Linked DNA regions of Homo sapiens: region 1 is linked to region 2. Evidence: chromatin loops called from intact Hi-C (ENCODE). Cell type or tissue: HCT116. All regions are shown on one strand. Links, peaks and the distances in the headings refer to the core of each region. The heading gives the core; the rest is flanking DNA. Region 1 overlaps TIAM1 (TIAM Rac1 associated GEF 1). Region 2 has its middle 49 kb from the start of TIAM1-AS1.

Region 1 (15,128 bases), core at 2,847-10,846, 310 kb after region 2:
GTATCTAAGAGTTCGTTAAGTGTAACTGAATATATATTACTGGAATGGTTATTGGAATGCTGTTAGTTTGGCTTTAAAAATATTATTTTGAGGGTGGGGTAAGTAGAAAGAGTACTGAACCAGTTAAAATTAACTTTATTTATTTTGAAATAATTCTCACCTGCAGAGCTTTGAATGTGAAGAGGTTTTATATTTATTTTGTGAAAAATGTCCAATTTGTATAAAAGTAGGGAACAATGTAATAAATTCTCATGTATCTATCACCTAGCATCTGTAATGATCAAATTAAGTTTTATCGATTTACTCACTCCCACCCCCAACTCTTATTTGTTTTGGAAGCAAATTCCAGACATTATATCATTTCTATCTATTAGCGCTTTAGGATGTACCCCTAAAAGATAAGGATGCTTAAAAAAATCACTTGGTTTAAACATTTTCTCTCTAGCAATATATTTTCATGTTGCTGTGTAACTTTTGGAGAGCATTTTCTTTTTTTCCCTGTATCCTCTTGACTGTCTACTGAGAATGATTTATAAAACCATGTTGGTATTATTACTTATTCCTCAAAATTAATTCAAAGATTACTTTTTAGACAGGAAGAAAAAATCTATTGTTCCATCCTGGACTAAAGGGTCCTTGAAAATTTCAATTTTAGAATTGTTTTCTTTGAGCGAGTCATTCAGTGTGTTTCCATAGTTGGACACACGCCTATTAGCACTGCCCCTGGAGGGAGTCTCACTTGGGGAGTATATAAATAAGATTGAAGTCCAAAAGCCTTGTCTTCACACTGACTCGCTTGCAAATGAACTGTTAACAACTGTCCCACTGTCCCTATGTGGTTAAAAAAACAACTTTGCCTGGGCACAGCTTTTTTCTCTCATTGTAAATACAGTATTTTCTTACCTTTCTTGTTACCCTTTTCTTTAATCACCTATCTATGAAGTTATATTTAAGAACCTTTTTGATCTGCTGTGTTGTGTTGAAAATTTTACCAGTGTTAGAGAGCACAATGAATCAAATAAGGAGGCGTGGAGATGTGAGTCAGTTGTTTCCATTGAATCCTAAGATACCCTTGGAATGTTACCAGTGTGTTCAATGAAAGTTATTTTAAAACTTTGCATTTACGATGTAAACTTTTTAAGAAGTATAGAAACTTTATACCCCCATTCAGCATCAAATTTCTATTGGGCCGGGAGCAGTGGCCCACGCCTGTAATCCCAGCACTTTGGGAGGCCAAGGCGGGTGAATCACCTGAGGTCAGGAGTTCGAGACCAGCCTGGCCAACATAGTGAAACCCCATCTCCACTAAAAACACAAAAATCAGCTGGGCGTGGTGGTGGGCGCCTGTAATCCCAGCTACTCAGGAAGCTGAGGCAGGAGAATCACTTGAACCCAGGAGGCGAAGGTTGCAGTGAGCCGAGATTGCGCCATTGCACTCCAGGCTGGGCAACAAGAGTGAAACTCCATCTCAAAACAACAACAACAACAACAACAAACTCTATTGGTCATAGGAATACATCGTATGTTGGTGGAGAACTAATTGTGCCTATTTACTATTGAACAGACATTTTCTTTCTTTCTTTCTTTTTTGTCCCAGACACATCAACTGGATCATTCTGCTCATTACCTGCGCCTGAAATTTCTAATAGAAAACAAAATGCAGCTCTATGTTCCACAGCCCGAGGAAGACATCTATGAGCTGGTAATGTTATGACTGTTGTCCAAGCACACTTTATGGGAGATTATCTTCAAATTATGAGTGTTCTCGTGTTAATTGTAGTTGGTGGAGTGGAACGAGTTCAAAAATAAATGAGCTTCATTCATAGCCCTTAAGTTGGTGGAGATGGCCCTACTTAGCTCAGTATTCCAGAGTGGAATGATCACCTTTGTTTACGCACGAAGCAGTGCAGTGCTATCATGACAAATCAAAATCTAGAGCTATCTCTTAGATAGAACTTTAGTCATTATTATAATACTAGCTTTCCTTGCATTGGCAATCTTTTATTTTATTGTATTTTAGTATTTTTATTTTGTTGTTTAGAGACAGGATCTCACTCTGTCACCGAGGCTGGATGGAGTACAGTGGTGTGATCATAGCTCACCTCAACCTTGAACTACTGGGCTTAAGTGGTCCTCCTGTGCCAGCCTCCTGAGTAACTGGAACCACAGGCACGCAGCTCCATGGCTGACGAACTTTTATTTTTTAATTTTTTTTTTTTTTGTAGAGACAGGATCCTGCTTTGTTGCCCAGGCTGGTCTTGAACTCCTGGGCTCAAGTGATCCTCCCACCTCAGTCTCCCAAAGTGCTGGAATTACAGGCGTGAGCCACTGCGCACGGCCAGTCTTTTATTTTAATTGGTGACTTAAAAATCAGCTGGTTGTTGTTACAGAAAACAGTGCTAATTCTAATTTTGTGTGACATCCGTAGCCATGTTGAAACTGCTGGATCAAATCTTGTTGGGTGAAAAAAGCTGCCATCTATGTCCTAGTCTTTTGGAACTGTATTTATATAGCTTCTCGGGGACATTTACATATATTTGAGTTTGAACATACTTATGGGACTGGGGTTCTGAATCAGACCTGCTTACTAATCATATGGAACTAGCCAAGAAAAAAAAATGAAATGCTAATACTTAATTTCTAGGATTTTACAAAGATTAGAGATAATATGCTTACTTGGTAAATTACAATGGTTGTTATTGCAGTAAGCCCAGTGACAAGCTCTTTGCTCTTTAGCAAAGTGGTGCGTTTGTCAGTTCCAGGAAAGAAACATTTTGGGAGCAAGGCGCCTCTATTTTGGAGTTCCTGTGCTCTCTCTGTTCTTAGTCATTCCTCTGGGGGCTCTGACTGCTTGCCATGGATGTGTGAATAACAGTGACTTCAGAGAGGGTTTCACCACAGAAAGCGGAACTGAACATTTAAACCCAAGTATTATTCTCTTTTTGGAAAAGGGAAGCATGATTTAAAAATGAGTAGGAAATTGTGTTTTTAGTCAACTTTATTGAGGTATACTTTACATTTAAGGAAACTCTTGCCAACTTTAAGGACACAATCCAATGAGTTTTGACAAATGTATACAGTCTTGTTTCCACTGCTGTGATCATGCTTTGGAACATTTCTGTTATCTGAAAAGTTACCTTGTGCCCCTTTAAGGGCTTTTAAGGAAATGTAAGAGAGCGTGTGCTTTTGTAACACTTATAGCACGTTATGCAATAGAAGATTATCAAAATAATGAGCCCTTTTCCAACTATCACTTAAATCAGTAACTGTTCTGTGTTCAGTACATTTAACAGAGAGGGCTGATGTATTCTTTTTCTGGCCTGGGGAAAAGGCCAGTCTTGGTGCTGCTGTATGAGTAAAGGAAAGAAAACCCTTTTTTCTTACTTAAAAAAGGGAAGTGCTTTCCTGCTAACACTAGAAGAGTTATTAGATTATATATTTTGCATCTTGGGGTTAATGAGTATTTTGCATCCTGAATTATAGGGATCATGCCTAACCAGGTTCCATGTTCCTCATATTTTTCACATAAGAGGTATAGGTACTTCAGACATAGTTTTTGAAATTGTATGGACTCATTATTTTTAAGCCTTGCCCATTGTGTGGTCTCTTTAGTCTGTTTGGATCTACAATTTTTGTATGCAGATAGCTATATATGTATTTTAAAAGAATCTTAAGTACAGGGAGACCATGGTATTATTTCTTGGCCTGTTGCAGAAGGTCTCCAGCCCATAGATCTGTAAGGATGCAAATGCCACAGTCTTGCAAAACCTCTGTTTCAACCAAGGTTCTTAATTATTTTGTCCTTTGGATACTTTTGGTAGCCTGGTGGAGCCTCCAGACCCCTTCTCAGAATGATATTTTCAATCGCGTAAAATAGAATACATAGGCTTACCTGTGCCCTAAATATATTGAAATAGTTCTCAAAAATATTTTTTGAATTATTGGTAATATATGTTCTTATTTATTAGCTTATTAAATTATAAGGCTTAATAGGTAGACATAGACCTAATAGCTAGACCATTAAATTACAAGACCTAGCAGTAGATCTAATAGCTACCACTGTTCTGAGGTAACGATGAGCATAAATAATATTTTGAGACACTAGCAGCAGCTAAAACATGATATGAAAATAACTGTGATTTCCATTCGTGACGGAGTCACAGGCACTGCTACTATTACTATGTTTGTTGCCTACATTCATTTAGGATAAAAGGAAATGCTGATTTTCAGTTTAAGGTTTGTAAATATAAAGATATCACTTTTTTTTTTTTCTGTGATGAAGTTTTGTTCTGTTGCCCAGTCTGGAGTGCAGTGGCGCGATCTTGGCTCACTGCAACCTCTGCCTCCTTGGTTCAAGCAATTCTCCTGCCTCAGCCTCCCAAGTAGCTGGGAATAGAGTTGCCCACCACCACACCCAGCTATCATCTAGCAAATATTTATTTAGCATTTGTATGCCTGGCACTACTCTAGCTGTTCTAGGCACTGGGGATACACCAAAACAATTCTGCTTCTGGTGGAACCTGTATTCAAGTTTGCAGAAACAAGTAAAAATACATGTGAATGTGTAATATGTCAGGGAATGTTCAAAGCCTGGAGAGACAAGAAGTTGGGGCAAGTAGAGAGAGGGAGATGGCACATCTGCAGTGGGTCTTGTTGCTATTTTATTTTATTTATTTTTTGTGTGTTTTTTTTTTTTTTTAATGTGATGTTCGAACAGGGTGAGTGAGTGAAGAGAGGGAGTGGAATCATAGAGGTATTTTGCAGACAAGTGTTCTAGGCTGGCCAGGCATGGTGGCTCACGCCTGTAATCCCAGCACTTTGGGAGGCTGAGCAGGTGGATCCCCTGAGGTCAGGAGTTCGAGACCAGCTTGGCCAACATGCTGAAACTCCATCTCTACTAAAAATACAAAAATTAACCAGGCATGGTGGCACACGCCTATGGTTCCAGCTATTCAGGAAGCTGAGGCAGGAGAATTGCTTGAACCCGGGAGGCGGAGGTTACAGGGAGCCAATATCGTGCCACTGCACTCCAGCCTGGGTGGCAAAGCCAGATTCTGTCTCAAAAAAAAAAAAAAAATGTTCTAGGCTGAGAGAACAAAGCTGGCTAAGGCCTGGGCAGGGGGAGGGTGGCCATGGTGGAGGTGGCTTACCTGGTGTTTGAGGAGGATTGGCGGAGAGGGCACGAAAGAGGGGATGCAGGAGATGGTGGGGGGGAGGGAAAAAGGATAGGCCATGTAGAGCCTAAGTGCCATAGGAAACCCCAGAGAGAAAGGGCATTGTCGGCTTTGAAAGGCTCACTATGGCAGATGAGTGGGCCCATAGGGCATGAGAAGATGAGCAGCCAGGGCCCATAGAAGGCTGTAGAGAGTCATCGTCAGGCAAGAGCGTGACGGTGGCTCAGACCAAGCCACCCAAAGGAGACAGAGAAAGAAATGATCCTGATTTTGTGAGAACTCAAGAGCCCTAGGTAAGCAATTTTTTTCTTAAAATCTGGTGATCTTCTCATCCAGTTTTTGAAAACAGGGAAAGTTGCAACATTATTGATTTAATAAAAGAAAGGGAAGATGTGAGCTATTTCATCATTAAGTGCATTTATGTATAAAACTACTGAATTTCCAGATTTCTAGTTCCAGATATCGTGGTTGCATTGAAAATATATTTTAAAGTACAAACGCTTCTTGAGATATAGTTTTAGTTTTGTTCACTAAACCTGGCTTTAGTCCAACCAGCCTAAGGATGTTGTGGCCAGCGGGCCTGTCTTATGATACTGAGTTGTTGTCTGAGACCAGCAAAAGACACAGTGATATTCACACTAATTTCAAAGAAAACTAGGAAGTAGTATTATGAAAATATAGGAAAGATTATGCACAAAGCTCTAGTCCCACTAGATCCTGTGGAAATGATTAAAACAAACAGTTATATACTGCCACCTGGAGGAAGGGTTTGGCTCTTAAAGTTTTAAAAAATAAAAGTAAGGCTCCTGATAAGTTGAAGTGAACGTAGTTGATAACATTTCCTTGAGCATTTTGTGGTGTTAGGTTATACATTGTAAACCTTATTGAATTTAGTATTTAGAGTTTTGGTGGCTATTTTCTGAATGAAAAAGTAGTATAACTGATTTCTTCTCATTTGTAAATGTATCAGTATGAAACATTTCTAAAGTATAACACTGAAACCACATTCAGTCATGCCCTTGACACGTTGCATTTGGTGGAAATTGCATTAAATTGAGGTGTTTAAAAGGATCCAAGCTGTCCTGTCCACGTTCCTATCCCCCACACTCCTTGGCATTCTATTATAGCAAACGCTTTCTCAGGCTCCTGAGTCACAAGTATTATGCTGACCTTTCAAATGCCCCAAGCAAATAAAGAGAAGAAACTGGCCACTCTTTTCTACCTGCCTGAATAAAATCGTTTCTGGACGAATGGCTGTGTGGTCAGGGATACGGGCAAGTTTAGATAATCATCAAGACTTCTCTTTAGTGCTAACGGCCACGTTTTTTGTTATTGACCTTGGCTCAAAATTGGTTTTCATTTTAAGATAGAGTAATAATTTTAAAAATCTATATGAGCATTTGACACATCTATTTGTTTGTGAGTTTTTATTATAAATTTTGGATTTGAACCTTTGACTGACCTAAGAGGGTAGGTTCCCTTTGCGTTCATACCCTGTGTTCCAGTGAAGGCTGATCTGGGAGGCATCGTAGTGTAGTGGAAAGAATGCGGCTCTAGAGCCAGTGAGACCTGGGTTCATAATCCCAGCTGTGTATGAACTGGTCTTCTGAATTTAGGAAAGTACTTTCTCTTTAGGCTCTTGCCTTTATTTGTAAAATGGACATCACGCTTGTCTCATGGAGTTAGCGTGAGAGGCGTGACACATGGTCAGAACTCTGTAAGTTATTGTCTTGATGATAGATCTTGACATAAGAAAACGAAATATCCGGCTGGGCGCGGTGGCTCACGCCTGTAATCCCAGCACTTTGGGAGGCTGAGGCGGGCGGATCACGAGGTCAGGAGATCGAGACTATGGTGAAACCCTGTCTCTACTAAAAATACAAAAAAAAAAAAAAAGCCGGGCGCGGTGGCGGGCGCCTGTAGTCCCAGCTACTCGGTAGGCTGAGGCAGGACAATGGCGTGAACCTGGGAGGCGGAACTTGCAGTGAGCCGAGATCACACCGCTGCACTCCAGCCTGGGCGACAGAGCGAGACTCCGTCTCAAAAAAAAAAAAAAGAAAAAAGAAAATGAAATATTGATTAATTTAAACAACATTTATGATGTGTGAACTCTGCATCATTCTTATCTTGACTTTGTACAAAGCTCTTTTTCCAGCCTTTTTTGTTTAAAAAATTTTTTAAATAATTTTAACTCTTATTTTAGATTCAAGGGGCACATGTGCAGGTTTGTTACCTGAGTATATCGCATGATGCTGAGGTTTAGGGTACTGTTGATCCTGTCACCTAGGTAGTAAGCCTAGTGCCCAGCAGTTAGTCTCACAACCCTTGTCCTCCTCCTGCCTTCCCCCTCTGGTAGTCCCCAGTATCTATTGTTGCCATTTTTATGTCCATGAGTACTCATTGTTTAGCCCCTAGTTGTAAGTGAGAAGGTATTTGGTTTTCTGTTCCTGTGTTAATTCACGTAGGATAATGGCTTCCAGCTGCATCCATGTTGCTGTAAAGAACATGATTTTGTTCTTTTTCATGGCTACATAGTATTCTGTGGTATACATGTACCACATTTTCTTTATCCAATCCACCCTGGATGGGCATATAGATTGATTCCACATCTTTGCTATTGTGAATAGTGCTGCAATGAACATACAGTGCACGTGTCTTTTTGGTAGAATGATTTATTTTCTTTTGGATGTATACCAAGTAATGGGATTGCTGCGTCAAGCGGTAGTTCTAAGTTCTTTGAGAAGTCTCCAAACTGCTTTCCACAGTGGCTGAACTAATTTACATTCCCAACAACAGTGTATAAGTGTTTCCTTCTCAGCCGGGCATGGTGGCTCATGCCTGTAATTCCTGCACTTTGGGAGGCTGAGGTGGGCGGATCATTTGAGGTCAGAGTTTGAGACCAGCCTGTCCAACATGGCAAAACCCCATCTCCACTAAAAATACAAAAAAAAAAAAAATTAGCCAGATGTGGTAGCAAACGCCTGTAATCCCAGCTACTCAGGAGGCTGAGGCAGGAGAATTGCTTGAACCTGGGAGATGGAGGCTGCAGTGAGCCGAGATCGCGCCACTGCACTCCAGCCTGGGCAACAGAGCAACACTCCGTGTGAAAAAAAAAAAAAAGAAAAAAGAAAAGAAAAGCATTCCCTTCTCTCTGCAGCCTCACCAACATTTGTTGTTTTTTGACTTTTTAGTAATAGCCATTCTGATTGGTGTGAGATGGTATCTCATTGTGGTTTTGGTTTACATTTCTCTGATAATTAGCGATGTGTACATTTTTTCATATATTTATTGGCCACATATATGTCTTATCTTGAGAAGTGCCCGTTCATGTCTTTTGCCCATTTTTTGATGAGATTATTCACTTTTTGCTGATTTAAGTTCCTTATAGTTTCTGGATATTACAGCTTTGTCAGATGCACAGTTTGGAAATATTTTCTCCCATACTGTAGATTGTCTGTTTATTGACAGTTTCTTTTTCTGTGCAGAAGCTCTTTAGTTTAATTAGGTCCCACTTTTCCATTTTCATTTTTGTTGCAGTTGCTTTTGAGGACTTAGTCATAAGTTATTTCCTTTCTTGGGCTTTTAGAAGGCTGATTAATTTGTGTACTTCAGTTTTCTAGCTAATTTCGATACAGTTCAGTGGCTAAAAAAAAGAATATCCTCCTTTACGTAATTTGTTTTCTGTTTCAATGCTATCATTTGTCTCTACTTATTTGTACTATGATGAACTTTTTGAATGGAAGCATAGAGATTTATCTTATTTCCATGAATTCCATACCAAGATCTTTATAACCTCTTCTTGATTTTAATAAACTTTTTCTCCCCACAACTAGAGATCTCCATTACTTTAGCATTATTTTTCAGGTCTGTGATAGACATTGGGTAGGAATAGACAGACAGAGTGATGTGGAGGAATTACTTAGAAACCAAACTGTGGCTATGTTTGAGGACGACAGCTGGAAGTTTTTACTTTTACTTTTTACTTTTAATGAGTTTCGTTTAATGATAAGATTGTGAAGTGCAAATTCACGTAAGTATCAATTGTGAAAAAATAGATTTATGAAATGATGACCATTTTTAAAAGTTAGTTATAATGAAATTCTAATTAGATTCCCCTTTGTAACTTTCAGCTGTACAAAGAAATTGAAATCTGTCCAAAAGTCACTCAGAGCATCCACATTGAGAAGTCAGATACAGCTGCTGATACTTACGGTAAGTTTATTTTTCTTTGTTTGTGTTTTAAGGTAAAGTATTTCTTATGTAAGCATGCATTTATTTACAGTTCAACAAAATGCCTTTGAGTCCTATCTAAAACAGATAGTATATCTGGCTCCTGCTCTGTGGAGGGCAGCCACACTAGGGAATAACAGGGATATTTACTCTGGGTACGATGTAGACTTTGGTGTTAAATTTCATAACTTTAATTACTGGGATTCTACTGTCCTAAAAAGGAAGTGGGTAGCTTATTTTATATGTCAAAAGATAAAATTACAACAAGTTTAGTTATAAATCTGACTGGCTTTTATTTGTGATTCATGCATGGGATAGCCTCCATTCTACAAAATAGAATGAGAGCTCCCTCTGGGCAGTGGCAGAACAGTGATGTTTGTAAGTTGGCGACAAGGAAACAGAACAGTGGAAGAAGAAAACTGATTGTTTAACTTAGCTTACTTCAGGTTACTTTTTTGTAAGGGTTAAAGCAGAGGGGACCTACTTATTTTGTTGACTCAGGTAGACCGGAATCTCATGTTTTCAGGAAAAACTGGTCTGTTTGGGGATCTACTTGCTTCCTGAAAGTTTTAGTTTGATTATGTGGCATCCAGCATGAGTGATTCCATTTTTATTTGATCTGGCCTTTCGGGCATAATGCAGGAACTCAGTTCACAACAATGACCTCCCATAATTTTTGTTTAACATATACTATGATGTACCTTAGTAATGTAGGAATTATTCTTTTACACCCCCTCCCGAAAACTATAAATTTTGAGAAATCTCAAAATAAGTAAGCCATTATCCTACATTATCCTCCCTTCCCATACAAATAATGTTAAAGGAACTATTTTGGTGGTGTGTAGGGGGGTCCCCAAGACCATCCCTAGGTTTGCTGATTCACTAGGAAGACCCACAGAGCTCAGCCTCTGGTCATACTCACAACTATGATTTTTTTAATAGCAAATTATACTGAAGCGGCTTCGTTGTCTTGGGTAAATACCCACGGTTCGTTGTCTCATGCCAAGGGAATCGAGGATGCGGACACACAAGAAGTGGGTTTAGGAGTAGAGGTTTAACAGGCAAAAAAAAAGAGAAAGGAGAATAGCTCTCTCTCCTGCAGAGAGAGAGGGGTGCCCGAGTGGGTCTTCCGGCCAGCGGCGGAATGCACTGGATTTGTATAGCCAGGCTTGAGGAGGCGGTGTCTGATTTACATAAGGCCCACAGATTGTTTGGACCAGGTGTGAGGTCTACACAGCACGCATGGAAGCTGGCTGCCCTATCCTAATCTTTATTATGCAAATGGAGTCTTTGCCTGGCGGGGGCCATGTTCACTGCTTCTTACTGTACGCATGGCTGACAAAGAGAAGAGAGGATGGAGCCGCCATTTTGAACATGCTTAGTCCCAGCTAGCTTTTCCCGATTCACACTGCCGGCACTCACCGGTGTAAGCTTCCAGCTTGCTTGTCTGTGTGTGCAGCTTGATTTTACAGGCTGCTTTTTGTTACAAAAAAAAATTATTTGGGGGTTGCTTTTCATTAAAAGGAAAATGTTACTGAGGATTTTCTTCTCCTCGCTCTCTGCCTAAATCATTTCATCTTAACTCCTGTATCAACACAAAGCAAAATCAGCAAAGGGAAAAGGCGCATGGAGTGAAGTCTAGGGGAAACCAGGTGTGAGCTTCAGCGGGCCCTGTTTCAGTGGAGTCACGTAGAATGAGGATAACTCCTGCAGCACCAAGTTGTGAGGACACCTGAGAAATGCTCTCTCCTAGGGAAGGTGGTTAGAGAGTCAGTGCCCAGGGCTTTTCTGGGGAGGCTGGTTCCCTAGGCACCCTCTGCCTAGCATGCACCAAAATTCCAGACTCCCAGGAGGAAAGTAGGCGTTCACCATAAATCCCATTGTTTGTACCACAGTTTAGGCACTGTGAGCCACTCAGGGTGTTGGGAACCCTCCCAAAATCCAAGTTCTCAGGATACCAGCCAAGGTTCAAATTTGTAAGCGGGCCTTTCGAAGAATAGCAGTCATGCCTGCTGTGTTAACGCTTTCCTATGCGGTTGTCTACATTCTGGCGGAGTTAAATATATATTCCTTTCCATATGTTTAAGACCAGTCTTCTTTACTTAGCATTACACTGTATGGCTTGAATAGTAACAGAGTTGGTGCCTGAGTAAATTAAGTGAGGAAAATCCATGCTGTGCTGTATCAGTCAGGAGTGGCGAGGTTAGCTGAGGTAACAGACAGCCACCAAAGCCCGGTGGCTCGAAACAGTGACATTTATTTCTCACATTCACCACGCGTCCCTTGTGGGTTGGCTGGGACTCCATACGTTGTCCTCATTCCACACCCAGGTCTGGAGCAGCTGCCACCTGGGACAGTGCTTGTCACTCTGCAGAGGGGGAAGGGGAGATGGGAAAGCAGGTGTTGTCCCACTCCCAATTCATTGGCCAAAGCAAGTCACACAGCCATACCTACCTACGAGGGAGCACTGAAGTGTGATTCTACTGTTTGGTAGAAGGAGAACAAAGTTCCCGGTGGAAAGACATAAAGACTACCTCATATGCTCGCTTAAGATTTCTCTCTGAATCAAGTTATTAAGCTGTCTTTTTTTTTTTTAAGACACAGTTTCCCTCTGTCGCCCAGGCTGAAGTGCAGTGGCGCGATCTCAGCTCACTCCAACCTCTGCCTCCCAGGTTCAAGTGATTCTCCTGCTTCCCAAGTAGCTGGGATTACAGGCGTGTGCCACCATGCCTGGCTAATTTTTGTACTTTTAGAAGAGACGGGTTTCACCGTGTTGGCCAGGGTGGTCTTGAACTCCTGACCTCAACTGATCCACCCACCTCGGCCTCCCAAAGTGCTGGGATTACAGGCATGAGCCACTGTGCCTGGCCCAGGTTATTAAGCTTTTTAGCATTTGAAAATCTTTAAAACTCTTTTCTGAGCACTGGGATATTACATTCCTTCTGCACCTTCCCCTGTAGGCCACCAGTCTTCATCTCGGAATACTCAATAGAGGATTTGGGCCTAATGAAGAGAATCCAGTTTTGAACCCTGGCCACTTGCGTTATAACTTTATGCTGTTTATTTCTTGACCTTAAAACTAAAGACATAATAAAGCCAGGAGAATGTTTCTCATGGCAAGGAATAAATGTTTATGAGCGGCTTATTATGCAGCAAAAAGCCGACCTCAGTAATTAGAGCTGTAATTGGTAGCAGTGAAGTGCCTGGATCCTCCAAAATTAGATGCTCCATAATGATTATTCTTTTTCTCTTCAGTTTACTTAATTTTTGTTGAGTAAGGATAAACTAGCAAAGATCAAGTTCAGAAGGCTGAATTTCAAAGCTCTTGGACTCTGCTTCTAAGATTGAGTGATTCAGGGACTCAGAAATTGGAACTGGGCATGAAACTGCTACCGTTTGTATACATTTTAATACTTTTTGTTAAAGTCACTGAATTACTCACAGAACCCATTTACTTTTACCCCCTGAGGAGGGTATGACAGGGCACCAGGCGTCAGTCTTGAGAGTGTTACAAACAGTGCTTCCCAACTCATCCGATGTAAAGAAGCAGGTATTTTGTTTTGTTTTAATTTCCACTCTTTTGTGACCACTGCTGCTTTTGTGAAATACAAAATCCCATGCTTGGAGGTTGTGGCAATGTCAAAGCTACAAGAGGTTCTCAATGCTTAGTCTTGATTTCTGTCCTGACATTACTGCCATTAGCAAACAGTTGGCACCTGTTCCCTGACTTCACTTTGAAAAGCCCTGCCACAGGCTGGACACAGAGGGTCACACCTGTAATCCCAGCATTTTGGGAGGCCGAGGTGGGCAGATCATGAGGTCAAGAGATTGAGACCATCCTGGCCAACATGGTGAAACCCCATCTCTACTAAAGATAAAAAAATTAGACGGGCTTGGTGACACACACCTGTAGTCCCAGGTACTCGGGAGGCAGGAGAATCACTTGAACCTGGGAGGCAGAGGTTGCAGTGAGCTGAGATTGTGCCACTGCACTCCCGCCTGGTGACAGAGTGAGACTCTGTCTCAAAGAAAAAAAAAAGAAAAGAAAAGCCTGCCACTCATGGCTAATAAGCTCAGTTAAATCATTTCTTCTCCGTGCTCGGGTTGGTTTTGGCATTTGATGTTCCAGCAGCGTATTGATTGAAGAGGTGAAACATTCCCCCAGTCCTCAGAGATCTGATTGCCTCTGGATTAAAAGCTACCGCAGAGTCGAAATTCAGCCCATCTGTATCTAATATTAACACCTAGCTAAGTGGCTTCTGGTTAGATACTGAGTTCAGTACAAGTAAAAGCTGCCGGCACAAACACAGAAACACCTCACAATACAGATCATATGCTGCTTTCTATTTTAGAACACTTTAGGGAGGAGAATATAATTTAATAATCCAACTGACTGAACACACTTAAAGCGGGAACATTTACTTAATTTCTCTCTCTTGCCTCTCTCTCCATCTCAGCCCTCAGCTCACTCCCACACTTTACTGTTGAAATTAGTTCACATATCCAGTTACATGATACTTAGACTAAGCATGAGACCCTCGGCTGCCTTGAAGTAGAAGGATGCGTCATTTCAGCAACTTAATGTTCCTTTTCTCTGGGTACTTCTAGTACTATTATATTTTTTAGTCGTGTGTTCTCCTCATGTTATAGGTGCCTGTGCTTGTTATCTGAATTTTCATTGTATCCTGGACTCTAGTTTTGAGTAATTCTCTATTGTTTATCATGTTATGGTTTTTCTAGGTTGAGGAATCTTTTGGTGGTTCATCTCATGAGTTTGTTCTTAGTTTCTTTTTTGAGACAGGGTCTTACTCTGTCGCCCAGGCTGGAATGCAGTGGTGGGATCATGACTCCCTGCAGCCTCAACCTCCTAGACTCAAGCCATCCTTCCCACCTCAGCCTCCCAAGTAGCTGGGACTACAAGGCACGTGCCACCATGCCCAGCTAATTTTTTAAAAAAAATTTTGTAGAGACAGGGTCTCACTGTGTTGCCAGGGCTGGTCTCAAACTCCTGGGCTCATGCTTTCCTCCCGCCTCAGCCTTCCAAGAGTGCTGGGATTATAGGCATGAGCCACCACGCCCGACCTTAGTTTCATCACTTAATTTTAAGCACTTCCTTCGTTCTCCTGATCATTATTCCAGTTGCCACTCATGATCCCTTCCTGTATTTGAAGCTAACAGCCTTCCAGTTGGTGGATACATAGGTTTATATTGAATAATTTCCCTCTGCCCCCTGTTGGCAATCATTTTGGACGATATTAGAGTTGTCTGCTGAGAGTTAGAACATTGCTGTCCTATTTAAAAGAAATAGATCTGACTTTGCTGATTAACTGTTAAAATCATTATGTTCTTCATTCAGTTCCACATAATCCAGCTGTAGGATATTTCATAATTTTCTTTATATTTGTTCATGTAGAAGATGGTTATAAGGTTTTCCCCCAGTGTGCAAAGTATTGGCATCTTTAAATGGAAGCCGCTCACATGTTTGTTGCAAGGCAAGGTGTGGGGAGGGCTGCCTACCTGGAACAGTGAAAGGGGCTCCTGTTTGACCCCTAAACTGGTGTCCAATATGAATTCCAGTACAGAGCTAATGTGCTATTCACTTTTGTAAATTTTTGGCTTTCATTTGGGTGATCTTCAAAGAAGGAACTTATGCCCATTATCGTTTCTTCCATCCTCTTTCCTATCATAGAGATTTCCCCACTAATTAGAGATGTCTGATCTGTT
Region 2 (15,128 bases), core at 3,837-11,836:
TTTAACAAGGTTTGTTTGTACAGATTTCTCTTGGCCTCGACTCGCCATCTCTGTTGATAAGAAAGTTTCCTTCCTCCTGGTACAAGAAGGACATCTTTTGCATGGTTTTATTTCTGGCTTGCAGGAAGAAAAAGGAGGTCAGAGTGCCCTTCTTGCATCTGTTGTTTAAGTGTCTTTAATTCAAAACTTTCCTTAAGCCAAAGTGGCATATTTGGGTGTTTCATATTCTACCATGGTACCGGCATTCCTTGGCCTGTGACTGTATTGCTCCATCTCTGCCGCTGTGGTCACATAGCTTTTTCCTCTTCTGCGTGTGTTTTCTTCTCTTAGATCTACGTGGACTCTCCCTCTGCCTCCCTCTTTAGGGCCTGGGGATAACTTTGGGGACAGTTTTAGTCTTCCACAATGAGTAATCATAGTAATAGTATCATCCATTAATATTTTTATATTATAGGACCGTTTTAAAGTTTTAACAATTTATTTATTTACAGAGACGGGGTTTCGTCATGTTGCTCAGGCTGTCTTGAACTCCTGGCCTCAAGTGATTCTCCTGTTCTGGCCTCCTAAAGTGCTGGGATTACAGGCACGAGCCATGACCCTCAGTCTGTTTTAAAGCTCTTTACACAGATCTCCTGAGATCGTGTGATGGAGCAGGGAACACTTGTGTGGTCTGCCTTTAGAGTTGTAGCCTTAACCGCTGCACTGTGAGCCTTGAAGACCCTGACATAGTGCTTGGCAAAGAGAGAAGCCTAGAACATGTGAATTCATTGTATTCTTTTCTTTTCTTTTCTTTTTTTTTTTTTTTTTTGAGACAGAGTCTTGCTCTGTCGCCAAGGCTGGAGTGCACCGGCGTGATCTTGGCTCACTGCAACTTCCACCTCCTGTGTTCAAGTGATTCTCCTGCCTCAGCCTCCCAAGTAGGTGGACTACAGGCGCCCGCCACCACGCCCAGCTAATTTTTGTATTTTTAGTAGAGATGGGGTTTCACCATATTGGTCAGGCTGGTCTTCAACTCCTGACCTCGTGATCTGCCTCGGCCTCCCAAAGTGTTGGGATTACAGGTGTGAGCCACCGAGCCCAGCCTGAATTCATTATATTTCTAAGGATTTTGTGCTGTGCTGCCCTGTTATTCAATTTTATTCTGATTTTTATCTATCTTTTCTTCTCCTTCTTTTTTTTTTTTTTAGGGTAAGTCCAGTTGTGTGAGCACCAATAGTGTGTTGAGTTTTGCAGGGTGGAAGCTTGGAATCAGTGGCTCTAATGAGGCAAGAGGACGTTATACCAAATACTGTGGGTTAATTTCTCTTAGAGAATTCTCTTCCTTAGGGAGTGGTTCAACTCTGCTGTCCTGATGGAGCCAGTGAAGACTCCTTTTGAGACATAAACCAGTGTCATTCCCAACATTGCCCTAGTGTGTTTTATTTTTTAATTTTATTTATTGTTTTGAGACAGAGTCTCTCTTTGTCACCCAGACTGGAGTGCAGTGGCGAGATCTCAGCTCAGTGCAACCTCCACCTCCTGGGTTCAAACAATTCTCCTGCCTCAGCCTCACTAGTAGCTGGGATTACAGGCACATGCCACCACTCCCGGCTAATTTTTGTATTTTTAGTAGAGATGGGGTTTCACCATGTTGGCCAGGCTGGTCTTTAACTCCTGGCCTCAGGTGATCTGCCTGCCTTGGCCTCTCAGAGTGCTGGGATTACAGGTGTGAGCCACTGTGCCCAGCCCCTATTTTTTTTTTTTTTTTTTGAGATGGAGTCTCGCTGTATCTCCCATGCCGGAGTGTGGTGACGCCTTCTTGGCTCACTGCAACCTCCGCCTCCTGGGTTCAAGTGATTCTCCTACCTCAGCCTCCTGAGTAGCTGGGATTACAGGTGCACACCACCACACCCAGCTAATTTTTCTATTTTTAGTACAGATGGGGTTTTGCCATGTTGCCCAGGCTGGTCTCGAACTCCTGACCTCAGGTGATCCGCCTGCCTTGGCCTCTCAAAGTTCTGGGATTACAGGTGTGAGCCATGTGTCCAGTCCCTGGTGTGTTTTAGAATCTTACTGCAGACAATGGTCATGAACAGGAGCCACATATTAATTTTTCCCAAATCACTTGCTCCATGGAAATTCTGACCGAGTCTGGCTTTATTCTGCAGGATTTTATTCTGCAGGATTCCTGGGTGTTGCTGGCGCTGCATGTCTGAAGATGGTGGTGGAGGTTCAGCAGCCTGTAAAGTTGTCGATTTCACACTGCCCTTTCAAGTTTTAGAAGAGGTTATTTAGCTTAATTCAACAATTGGGTGTTTATAGGGTGCCTAGCTTGTGCCAGACTCTGAGGGACTTACAATGACAGAGTCCTAAGCTAAGTAGGGAGGAGGTAAAGTAGTGATTATGGCTGTTGAAGTGGGCAAAGCTTGAGTGGGCATCAACACCCCCGGAGGGCTTGTGAAAGCACAGGTTGCTGGTTCACCCCAAGCTTCTGTTTCAGTAGATCTGGGGCACAGTGCACAGATTTTGATATTGATGCCACTGGTCCAGGGACCACACTTTGAGGATTTCTGTGCAATAGGATGGAGGATAGAGTATCTAACTCAACCTAGAAGATGGTGAGATTTTCCTAGAGAGACAAAAGAAGAAGGGGCCCTCCAGGCACATGAGGGCTGCGTGGGGAGGGTGGGTCATGATTTTGGAGTTGGGGCCTGTGGGTCGATAGCGAAGAAAGGTAAAAGGTGGATAACAAAGGGTAGGACTGGTTTTTGGTCCAGGGCCAAACTTGGGTTTCTGCAAAAGTGTAGTCAAATCCACAATGTCCTTTGGCAAAAGAGTCACCGAACCAGGCAAGGCCCGTCTGCCTACTTCTGGGTCTGGCAGCTGTCGTGTGCCTGTGTAATAGACATAATGAGAGTTGGAAGCAAGAAATAAAGTGACTCTATCTTGCTTTCCATCTCTCCCAACTCCTAACATCGGCTTTCCGCTGGAACAAAGTCTGCTTTGTCCCGTGGTTCCACCCAGCTGCGGGCTGCAGGAGGCCTTTTTCTTGCAGAGAGAGGGCAGCGCAGCTGCATCAGCAGGGACCACACTCCAGACCTCCAGGCGTGCACTCTGCAGTTCAGAACGCTGGAGGTTTGGAGGACTGTGGTTGTATCAAAACTCAGATCAATATTTTTTTTTTGAGATAAGCGTCTCACTTTGTCACCCAGGCTGGAGAACAGCGGTGCAATCTTGGCTCACTGCAATCTCCACCTCCCAGGTTTAAGCGATTCTCGTGCCTCAGCCTGCTGAGTAGCTGGGTTTACAGGTGTGGTGCCTGCCACCACACCTGGCTATTTTTTTTTTTTTTTTGTATTTTTAGTAGAGATGGGGTTTTACCATCTTGGTCAGGCTGGTCTCAAACTCCTGACCCCAGGTGATCTGCCCATTTTGGCCTCCCAAAGTTCAAAAATCAATATGATTTTTTTAACTTTCCAGCTAGGAACTTAACATTTGTGGCAGCTGCTTTGCTGGCCCTGAGCAATTGGTGGCTAATCTTTAGAACCCTAGAAGGAAGAACCTAGAATTTGTAAATTCTCTCATTAAACGAGATTGGTTGGATAATTGCCTTTTTGGTCTTAAACGGTTTTTACTTTCTTTAATCTTGGGTTTGCATTATGTGTGGGGGCAAACATCTTTGATTCTACAAGTCAGGGAGTCTGTTCTTAATTTCACCTCTTAGATCATGAAATACAATTGAGGGTGGGATGAGGCAGGAGGATGGGGTCAGAGCCGCTTTTGAAATACAAGGGAATTTTCCTTCCAGAAATGTCCCTCTGTCGCAGGCCTTTGGGGGATGTGCCAGAACCTTATTATTATTATTTTTTTGAGATGGAGTTTCGCTCTTGTTGCTCAGGCTGGAGTGCGATGGCACCATCTCGGCTCACTACATCCTCTGCCTCCCAGGTTCAAGTGATTCTCCTGCCTGAGCCTCCGGAGTAGCTGGGATTACAGGCATATGCCACCATGCCCGGCTAATTTTGTATTTTTAGTAGAGATGGGGTTTCGCTATGTTGGCCAGGCTGGTCTTGAACTCCTGACCTCAGGTGATCCACCCGCCTCGGCTTCCCAAAGTGCTGGAATTACAGGCATGAGTCACTGCATCTGGCTCCAGAACCTTATTTTTACAAGTAGGTCTAGATTGACCCTAAAGAAAACAACTGAAGGGCATGGTATCTGTACAAGAGTTTCCATTAAAACAGATCCAGAAGTTAGCTCTTTCAATATAGGTATATTCTGGTTTCTAAGGAGCTAATTTTGACAGTCTGATTCTACTGCTAAAGAACATGGAAGGGATGATGACTGCTGAAAGGGTGAGAGCTTGTGGGTCACCCTCCTGAATGGCAGGGCTGTTTGTTTAAGAGTTTGCATTTCACAACATGGTAGCATTGAAACTCAAGAGGAAGTTCGCTTAATAGCGAACAGGGGCACCTGAGATAGTGAGAAAATTGATGAAGAAATCAATTAGAGCAGCACAGACTAGTGGACTGGAATCCCAGCTCTTAACTTTGGGCAGGTAGCTTCTCTGGGCCTCAGTTTCCCCACCTGTAAAATGGTGTCATATAGTTTACCTATTTCATAGGGTCATTGTGAGGATTAAATGAGTTAATATTTGTGAAGGGTTTAAAATAGTGTCTGGAACATGGTACGTGTATATGTATGGAACATATATATATGGCATGTGTGAAAATGTTTATTAAACAAAATAAATAGCATTGCTTTAGAAGTTAAGAATTATGTTAAAAAAGAGTAAATGTTAAACTTCACTGAATTTTTAGCATAGAGCAGTTAGCCCTCTGGAAGCCTGTTTCCTCATAGTCTTTAGTGTCCAGTCTCATATTGTTTATTTTAGAACATTATAGTTTTCCCTATGGTTAGAAAAGACTGTCTTTGGCTGGGTGCCGTGTGTCGTGCCTGTAATCACAGCACTTTGGGAGGCTGAGGTAGGAGGATCACTTGAGCTCAGGAGTCTGAGACCAGTCTGGGCAACATGGTGAAATCCCGTCTCTACCAAAAATACAAAACAAACAAACAAACAAACAAAAAAACACCTAACTAGGCATGGTGGCTTGCAACGGTTGTCCCAGCTACTTGGGAGTCTGAGGCGGGAGGATTGCTTGAGCCTGGGAGGTGGAGGTTGCGGTGAGCCAAGATCACGCCACTGCACTTTAGTCTGGGTGACAGAGTGAGACCCTGTCTCAAAAAAAAAAAAAAAAAAGAAAAGAAAAAAGAAAAAGACAGGACTGTCTTTGACTCTGGAAAAGAAAAGAAGGTCCCGGGAGTTTTCCTCAGAATTTAGTCCCTGGAGTTAAATATTCTGAAAAAATGAAGTAGGAAGGATTTTGCAGAGGGCTGTGTCCGTAGTTTTCAAACTGGGTCACAGGCCATTCATTGATTTATATAGTGCTGTTGTGACAACAGTAAAAATAAAATTGTGGCCAGATGAGATGGCTCATACCTGTAATTCCAGCACTTTGGGAGGCCGAGGCGGGTGGATGACTTGAGCCCAGGAGTTTGAGACCAGCCTGGGCAACACAGGGGAGGCCCCACCTCTACAAAAAGTGAAAAAAAATTAGCTGGGCATGGTGATATGTGCCTGTAGTCCCAGCTACTTGGGAGGCTGAGGTGGGAGGATCGCTTCAACCTAGGAGGTCAAGGCTGCAGTGAGCCAAGATTGTACCACTGTACTCCAGCCTGGGCAACAGAGTGAGACCCTATCTCAAAAAATAAAATAAACAAATAAAATAAATTGCAGTAGGATAAGGAAATTCAGTGCATCCCAGGCAGCTTAGGTAAATGTCTTGTCAACGTTTTTGTGTGTGACATACCCAGGAGTTTGCCACGGGCTGTGGTTTGCCACTTGACCCTAACCTGCCACTCTCCTTCGTGCCCATGGCTGAGATGGTGTCTCTCTTGTCTATTTCTGCCTGTCACTTCCAGCTGATTTTTCAAATAGATTCTCAAATTAAATTTTGTTGTTATAATATTTTTCCCTTGCCCTAGCAACGAGGTGTAAGTTTGGGACATTTTAATCATTTAGGAATGTTTCCTTTGTATTATTACATTTTCCCTTTCTGCAAAGTGCCTTCCTGGAACTTTGGTGAATTTTAAGGTTACACATGATCAGTCCAGGATCGGGGAGGCCCGACCCAGGATTCTTCGGGATTTCACATACAACTGAGAGAAGCATACGTCGGTGACATAACTCTTTGTCAGGACTTATCAAACCCATGCATAGCTTGGACTCGGTGCCAGGCATTGATTGCTGCGTAAGTATTGCCTCATGTGATTTTCCTAGCAGGATGAGCTAGATACTATTATTATCATGCCCTTTTTACAGATGAGGAAAACTGAGGCCCTGGGGGTGTGTCTTGGCCAAGGTCAGATGTCTGGTAAGGGACAGACCAAGGTTCTGAACCCAGGCAGTCTGGCCACAGAGTCCGCACTAAGAATTCCTCTGCTAGGCTGTATTGCAAGTCAATTATTGAATTTTATTAGAAGGAAATAGTGTTGACGGAGGCTTTCTATGTATGGCTAAGCGGCCTCAAGAGGTCTGAACCTTTAGTGCCCAGCCAACTGCTCACCCTGGTTTCCTAGGGCTGAGTGTCCTAGGGTTGCCCTAACAAAGTGCCACCAACAGGGTGACTTAGAACAACACAAGTTTATTCTCTCGTTGTTCTGCAGGGCACAAGCCCAGACTCAGGGTGCCCGCGGCATTGGTTCCTCCTGTGATGCTGTGTAGAATCCTTCTTTGCCTTTTCCTAACTTATGGTGCTTCCCAGCAACCTATGGCATTCTTTGACTTGTCTCTCTTCTGTTGCCACATGGCGTTGTCCTATGTGTCTCTGCTTTCAAATGGTTACCTTCACTGTGTGTATCTTTGTGTCTTTTTTCTTCTTGCAAAGACACCAGTCATAGGAACTCAGGGACCACCCTACTCCAATATGTCCTCATCTTAATGAATTACATCTGCAAGACATGATCATAAAAAGTAAACAGTTTTTTTTGTTTTTTTTTTTTTGAGATGGAGTTTCACTCTTGTAGCCCAGGCTGGAGTGTAGTGGCATGATCTCAACTCACTGCAACCTCCGCCTCCTGGGTTCAAGCAATTCTCCCGTCTCAGCCTCCTGAGTAGCTGGGATTACAGGTGCTTGTCACCACGCCCGGCTAATTTTTTGTATTTTTAGTAGAGACGAGGTTTCATCTTGTTGGCCAGACTGGTCTCAAACTCCTGACCTCAGGCAATCCATCCGCCTTGGCCTCCCAAAGTGCTGGGATTACAGGTGTGAGCCCAACAGTTTTCAAATGAGGTCTGTTATGGGCTGAAATGTGTTCCCCCAAAACTTCCTATGTTGAAACTTCATATGTTGAATCCCGAACCCTCATTACGCCAGAATGTGATTGTATTTGGAGACAGGACTTCTAAAGAGATGATGAAGTGCAAATGAGGTCCTTAGGGTGGGCTCTAATCCATCTGACCGTTGTCCTTATGAGTAGAGGAAATTTGGTCATAGAGGCACCAGGGATGTGCACGCACAGAGGAGAGGCTGTGTGAGGACACAGCGAGAAAGAAGGCAGCCATCTGCCAGCCGAGGAGAGGCCTCAGGAGAAACCACCCTGCTGGCCCTTTGGTCGCGGACTCCAGTCTCCAGAACTGTAAGATAATAAGTTGCTGTTGTTCAAACCACCTAGACTCTGGTATTTTGTTATGGCAAGCCTAGCAAACTGATGCAGTTACATTTACGGGTACCCCGGGTTAGGACTTCAGCATATCTTTTTGGGGGATGCACTTCAGAACCATAGCACCAGGCTTTGCTGTCAGGAGGTCCTTTGATGGCTGTGCCTCATAAAAGATGCTAGTTCTGGTCTGGGGTTGTGATTTTCATGTCTTTTCTGCCTGGGCACTAGTACCTCTGCCTGAGATAGATAAACACACTCTCGTGGTGGGGAGGGGCCCAGCGGTAATTGGCTGACTCATCCCTGAAGTTCTGCGGCTCTCCAGGCACGTGGAATTTACTGGTAGAAAGAACTGTCCTTCCAGGTAGGGGGCGCCCCTGAGAGAGAAACATGCAGCCCCGTCTTTGTTGCAAGGGAAGGGCCTCTGACTTTTATCCCTTTTAGAGATGATCTCTGTCTGACAGTGTAGACAAAGCACAGGGCATTGGAACTGTCTTAACTCCCTGCCTCTCTCTCCTCTCTGTGGGTCCTTGATGCCTGCAGGGGACTGAGAGAGGCGTGCCTCGGGAAGGAGATGAGGCATGAGACATGCTATGAAACGGCTGGTTATTTTTACTTCCTGCCTGGGTGTGGGTGTTTGTGTTGACAGTGGCGGAGGAGGTGCAGTGATGAGTGCTGGAACAGTTGGGTGCCCGAGGAGCGGGTGGGAAGTGGCGCCTGTGCCAGGCAGGTGACTTGGTGCTCACATGGCCCTTGAGTGGGTCCTGGGGGCTTTGCAGGACTCCAGGAGAGCTGGGTTTGCACCTCTGCCGGGGGATGTCTGCTTCCTTTTTCCATGTCATATTCAGGAGGCTTCCCCATGCCATGCCTGATCCATCCAACAGGGTGAGACACTCCCAGCTGTAGTAGTGGTTCCCTAAATGGGTGAGTCTCCCTGGGGTGACCTCCCAGTCTCAGCAGGTAGGGTTTGTCGGGTAGTCCTGAAGAACCGTTGTGCAGGGTGCCCTCCATACCCCATAATCTCCACCACGGAGGCACGCAGATACTCCAAATGTATTCAAACATAGATCTCATGGAAAATCAGTGGCCTGCTCTATGACCCAGCTTTAAGACTCATTCCCTCCAGGGGGTCTCACCTCTTGCTGGCTTCTCTAGACATGGGGGTGGAGGCATTTTTGTTCATGACAAGGCATGGGGGAGGGGCAGGTGAGTTCGTAGCACAGCCCAGTTTGCTAAATGTCCTGCAGCAAGTCATATCTTAATACCAATAGTGTGCGCATAGGTCTCCCATGGGGGTGATCAGGAACTGCCCTGTGGGCTAGCTTGAAAAAGACTCCGTGGGAACCTTAGGACCACTTCAACGCTAGGATCTCGGATATAGTCTAAGGGCACACTCACCCTACAGAGTCAGAAGCTGAGACCCAGGTCCACAGGCCAGGATCGAAAGTTGGTTAGAAATTTCAAGATGAGTCTGGGCGCGGTGGTTTATGCCTGTAATCCTAGCACTTTGGGAAGCAGAGGCGGGCAGATCACCTGAGGTCAGGAGTTTGAGACCAGCCTGGCAACATGGAGAAACCCCATCTCTACTGAAAATACAAAATTAGCTGGGTGTGGTGGTGGCTTATGCCTGTAATCCCAGCTACTTAGGAGGCTGAGGCAGGAGAATCGCTTGAACCCGGGAGGCGGAGGTTGCAGTGAGCCGAGATTGTGCCATTGCACTCCATCCTGGGCAACAAGAGCCAAATTCTGTCTCAAAAAAAAAAAAAAAAAAGAAATTTCAATATGAAAACCTAGTTCTTTATTTCTCTATCTCTCTCCTCCCCACTCCAAGGAAAGGTAGAAAAGAATCCAACCTAGGACTACGTTCCACCCTGTAGGGTTTCCTAGGGCTGTGCTAACAGAGTACCATGGAGGGGAAGCGTCAAGCAATGCAAATGTAGTCTCCCACAGTTCAGGAGGCTCGAAGTCCACGACTGAGGTGTGAGCAGGGCCACGTTCACTCTGAAGGCTCTAAGGAAGAACCTGTCCTTCCCTCTTCCAGCTTCTGGTGGCTTCCTCAGTGTGCAGCTGCGTCCTTCCTGTCCCTGTCTGTGTCTTCCATGTCCTCCTTCCCCATGTCTGTCTGTGTCCAAGTCTCCCTCTTTTTATTAGGACATTGGTCATTAGAATAGGGCCCACCTTAAGCCAGTATGACTTCATCTTAACTTGATTATGTCTACGAAGACCCTATTTCCAGTTGGGTCACAGTCACAGGTTCTGGGAGGTAGGACAGGTAGGACTTCAGCATATCTTTTAAGGCACTCAATTCAACCCACAGCACACACCCACCCCTGGGCTACCACCCTAAAACACCTTCCCATAATATGATTGATGGCAGAGTTACTGCTGCCTGCGTCAGTTTCACTGTTGTCTGTCTGCTCCAGATAGCTGCCTGTGATCTGATTCCTGTCTGTCCCTCCTGCTAGACTGTGAGTCCCAAGAGGACGGGGACCATGACTTTAGGTCATGATTGATCGTATCCCAGGTACATAGCCCAAGGCCTACCATATAATTGGTGCTGAATAAACATTAGTTGAATAAAAAAGAAAACATATTTTGCTATTAGTTGTAGTTATGGAGAAGTGTGATATAATTTTAAAAGGGACCAGACATGGTCCCTTTTACAGGCTCACACCTGTAATCCCAGCACTTTGAGAGGCTGAGGTGGGCAGATCACTTGAGGTCAGGAGTTCAAGACCAGCCTGGCCAACATGGTGAAACCCCATCTCTACTAAGAATACAAAAAAATTAGCGGGGCATGGTGGCAGGTGCCTGTAATCCCAGCTACTCAGGAGGCTGAGGCAAGAGAATTGCTTGAACCCAGGAGGCAGAGGTTTCATGAGCTGAGATCCTTGCACTGCACTCCATCCTGGGCGACAGAGAAAGACTCTGTCTCAAAAAAAAAAAAAAAAAAAAAAAAAAAAAAAAAAAAAAAAAAAATTAAAAAGGTGCATGCACCTCAAAAAATTAAAAATAGAATTACCATATGATCTAGCAATTTCACTTCTGGGTCTCTACCCAAAAGAATTGAAAGCAGACACTTAGAGAGATATTTGCATACCCACGCACATAACAGCATTATTCACAATAGCCAAAAGAGGAAGCAACCCAAGTGTCTGTTGATTGAGTGGGTCAACAAAATGTGTATACGTACAGTGGAATATGATTTAGCCTTAAGAAGGGAGTTTTTTGTTTGTTTGTTTGAGACAGGGTCTCCCTCTGTCGCCCAGGCTGGAGTATAGTGGCACGATCTCGGCTCACTGCAACCTCTGCCTCCCGGTTAAAGTGATTCTCCTGCCTCAACCACCCAGGTAGCTAGGATTACAGGCTTGCGCCACCATGCCTGGCTAAGTTCTGTATTTTTAATAGAGATGGGGTTTCACCATGTTGCCCAGGCTGGTCTTGAACTCCTGACCTTGAGTGATTCAACTGCCTCAGCCTCCCAAAGTGCTGGGATTACAGGCATGAGCCACTGTGCCTGGCCAAAAAGGAAGGAAATTCTGACACATGCTACAACATGGATGAATCTTGAAGACATTACGTTAAGTAAAATTAGCCAGACACAGAAAGAGAAATACTATGTGATTCCACTTGTATGAGGGACCTAGAGTAGTGAAATTCAAGGGAGTTTGTGTTGGACGGGTATAGACTTTCAGTTTAGCAAGATGGAAAGAGTTCGGAAGATGGATGTTGGTGATAGTTGCACAATAATGTGAATGTACTTAATAACACTGAACTGTACACTTAAGAAGGGTTAAGATGATAGATGTTATGGTATATGTATTTCTTATACCTTAAAAAAAGATATGGAAGGGAGGAAAAAGATGCAGATGCATATGTGTGTGTGTGTGTGTGTGTACGTGTGTGAGAGTGCGTGAGTTTAGAGAGAGTGCTATTAGGGATGGGAAGAGAGATGGAAATGGGGAGGGAGCCTGTGTAGGTGGCTGATTTCCTGCTGTGAAGAGGAGTCGTGCTGGGCAGAAAACTATGAGGGCAGCCATCAGTGCCTGGGTTGTAATCAGAGCTTTGTCTCCAGCAAGCTGTGGGACCTTGAGCAAGTTGGTCGTTTCCTGTTGTGCGCATCAGCCTTTTTTTTTTTTTTTTTTTTTGAGGCAGAGTCTCACCGTGTCGCCCAGGCTGGAGTGCAGTGGCCCAAGATCTTGGCTCAGTGCAACCTCCGCCTCCTGGGTTCAAGCATTTTTCCTGCCTCAGCCTCCCAAGTAGCTGGGACTACAGGCACCCGCCACCACGTCCGGCTAATTTTTGTAATTTTAGTAGAGACGGGGTTTCATTCACTGTGTTGGCCATGCTCGTCTCGAACTCCCGACCTCAGGTGATCCGCCCGCTTCAGCCTCCCAAACTGCTAGGATTACAAAAAAAATCTGATGCCGTGCCCGGCCTGGCATCAGCTTTTAAAATGAGCTGGAATAGTAACCTTTGATGATCTTTCCATCTAAGAAAACTTCAGAGGCTTTAAACATCTAAGACGGTAATGCTGATCCACTGATTTTTTCCCCCACAATTCTCTGCAATGTCTACACTCAATGAGTGCTCTTCCAATTCCATGGGCTCCAGAGTGTGCTGGTTGAAGTAGTTATCTTAGTCATCTTTTTGGTCAAGAATTCCCTGTGTTTGTGAATGACACCAGTGAGCTTGGCTTAAGAAGAATACATTTACTTTTTTTTTTCTTGATCTCTCTTTGCTCTTTGTTTATCCAGTTTCCAGGTCTTCTAGTTTTAAAATTTCCTTGACCTTTCATATCTTTTAACATTTATACTTCTTGGTCTTAGAATCTAATTATTCATGCTGATGATAATATCTCCTGTAGAGAGCTAAGCTTTTTTGCATGAGTTATATCATTGAATCCTATGTCAACACTGTGAGGTGGATTCACGATCTCTATCTTGTAGGTGAGGAAACTGAGGGTTAAGTAGCTTGCTTGGCCTTGTGGTCGCCCGGCCAATCAGTGGCTGAGTTGTGATTGAATCTGGTTTGTTCTTAGCTACACACCATGGGATGCTGCTTTAGGCCCATGGGGTCCTCACTCATTCTGTGTCCTAAGTCCCTTTATGACAGGGATTGTATCTTTTTATTTTTGGTGTTTCTGAGGTCTCCAGTGCGGGACTGTCAGAGGCTAATAACAAATTTGTTGAAGGTACTTGCTAATTTCTTTAAAAGTGGTCATTTCTGTCTTGCAGTATCAGGGCAGGAGTATCTATTATGTGGAGGAGACCATAGCTGTCAAGTTCTTAGCTTCTGGGAGAAGGGTCAGGTTTCTCTAGAAGTTTTTTCTTTTTTTTAGTAACAGTGGTTATTAGCAAGCATGAGATCCTGAAAAAATGCAGGCCGATGAATACTACTTTAACATCCAAAGAAGAAAGGGATGACTTGGGATCTGAACGTAGAAAAAACCAAACTGAGTTCTGCATTTCCCCCTCCACTGCAGAAGTCATCAGCCCCTGGTGCAGTCAGAGACATTGACCTGGAGAACTACCCTTGGTTCCACTGGGTTGAGCTAACTGGGAAGTAGGAGCTTTACCAGCTTTGGAAGTTTTCATGTTTTAGTCTTTTCAGATCTAACAGAGGAGCGACCTAGATCCCAGCTCCCCATATTGCTTCTGCTTCTTACAGTGGCATTCTTGAACTTGGAGGAGGGGTGCATTGCCCTCAAGGTGGCTTCTGAAATTGCCAGGTAGCGAACTTGTTGTACCTTCTTTTTGACATAGTGGCAGCCCATCCTTGAAAAGTATCGGGGAATGAATTACCCCAAAGGGTTGGATTCCTCACTTCTCAGCGGCCATGCCCCCTCTTCTGGATGCACCCTTGCATCTCTGTGAAGATTAAATCAGATCTCCCTTTTACCTGCAAAGGCAACCCCTCTCAGGCTGTTGTTCATTGTAGGCCTGGGTTGCCTTGTAACACATATGCCAGCAAGCAGGAACCTGTCAGTCCTCAGCAAGTCAAGACAGACAGCATGCCAGCCCTTTGCACGCCCATGCTTAACTTGGAGAGCGCTCATGCTTCATCTGGAAGATTCAGGCTCTTGTTCACTGTAAGGTTGGGCAGGGATTGGCAGGAGGGACAGTTACTCTTTTATCCCTTTGTGAATGATACCATATAAGCATTAGAGATCTGCTCTGGGAAAGTGGATGGGCTGATCCCAACTCTTCCATTGGAATACCTAGGATAGTTAGTCTATCAAATCGTGCTTAGAATTTTGGACGTGGAAGGGGTCATAGTCTGGTCCTCACTTTTTTTTTTTAAACATAAATTAACCTATTTATTTTAGGCTAGTGATGTCTCAAATGGTGGTGTTTCTCCTGGTCTTTCAACCTCTCCAGTCTTCTGAGGGCGGACTTTACTGTGATGATGAAGAGGTATTGTGGGTCCTGACACTGTCAGCCACTGTTTTCATGCAGGATGCACAGTGCTGGATCCCTACAGCCTGCCGTTTTGGTTTTGTCAGAGAAAAAGCAAGTGTATTTTGGAGTGCTGATTTCAGGTCCCTCCCCTCCCCTCCCCTCCCCTCCTCTCTTTCTCTTTCTCTCTTCTTTCCCTCCTTCCCTCCCTTCCTTCCTTCCTTCTTTCCTTCCTTTCTCTTTCTCTTTTTTTCTCTTTCTCTTTCTCTCTTTCCCTCCCTCCCTCCCTCCCTTCCTCCCTCCCTTCCTTCCTTCCTTCTTTCCTTCCTCTCTCTTTCTCCTCTTCTCTTCTCTTCTTTTTCTTTTCTTTCCTCAGTTTACTCTGTTGGCCAGGCTGGAGTGCAGTGGCACAATCTCGGCTCACTGCAACCTCCACCTCCCGGGTTCAAGTGATTCTTGTGCCTCAGCCTCCTGAGTAGCTGGGATTACGGGCACGCACCACCACACCTGGCTATTTTTTTTATTTTTAGTAGAGACGGGGTTTTGCTGTGTTGGCCAAGCTGGTCTTGAACTCCTGATCTCAAACGACCCACCCGCCGCAGCCTCCCAAAGTGCTGGGATTACAGGCGTGAACCACCGCACCCAGCCTTCTTCACCATTTTCCTAAGGGAGACACAATAGCGGATTATGGACAATTTTGACCTTGGTACATTTAGCCATGTCACTGCAACATACATCAGAGCCCAGGGTGTGGCTCTCACAGCAGGCGTGAGCCACTGCGCCCATCCTTTTTTTTCCTCTATTTTTGATTTGGCCCCTGCCAAGTCAATTTCATCATCCTAACTCAAGTAAGAGCTTGGAATGTGAGGGTGCCTTGCTTGACTGATTGGCTTTCTTTAAACTTCCTTTGCTCTCCCTTTGATGAGATGCTCCTAAGCAGAGAAATGGCTGGCAACCAAAATTGGAGAGTACAGCCACCTGGATTAGCAATCCTTGAATCATTAGGATCTGATTGTAAAGGGAAACTACGAA

The links. Peaks named below come from ENCODE experiments on the same cell type or tissue, not always from the same donor. Only the 100,000 strongest peaks of a DNase experiment are listed, where the experiment ranks them.
Region 1: a loop joins it to region 2, with 7 times the contacts of the local background. A loop is called at or near these places in 8 of 110 quality-filtered maps.

Annotation. Positions count from the first base shown.
Region 1 is chr21:31,189,482-31,204,609 of GRCh38, reverse strand. TIAM1 (TIAM Rac1 associated GEF 1) reads left to right here. Exons shown (of 28, transcript NM_001353694.2): 12 at 1,598-1,702; 13 at 9,305-9,386. Among named protein-coding and RNA genes, the nearest start is that of TIAM1, 150 kb to the left of the region's middle. In HCT116, for the core only: CTCF peaks have their summits at 5,739 and 5,939 (motif pointing left); a DNase peak (open chromatin) is centred at 5,929.
Region 2 is chr21:31,502,729-31,517,856 of GRCh38, reverse strand. It overlaps a transcript of TIAM1 not described here. Among named protein-coding and RNA genes, the nearest start is that of TIAM1-AS1, 49 kb to the left of the region's middle. RefSeq lists a silencer at 7,997-8,056. In HCT116, for the core only: CTCF peaks have their summits at 8,072 and 8,706; a DNase peak (open chromatin) is centred at 8,036; H3K4me3 peaks cover 882 bases; H3K27ac peaks cover 2,150 bases.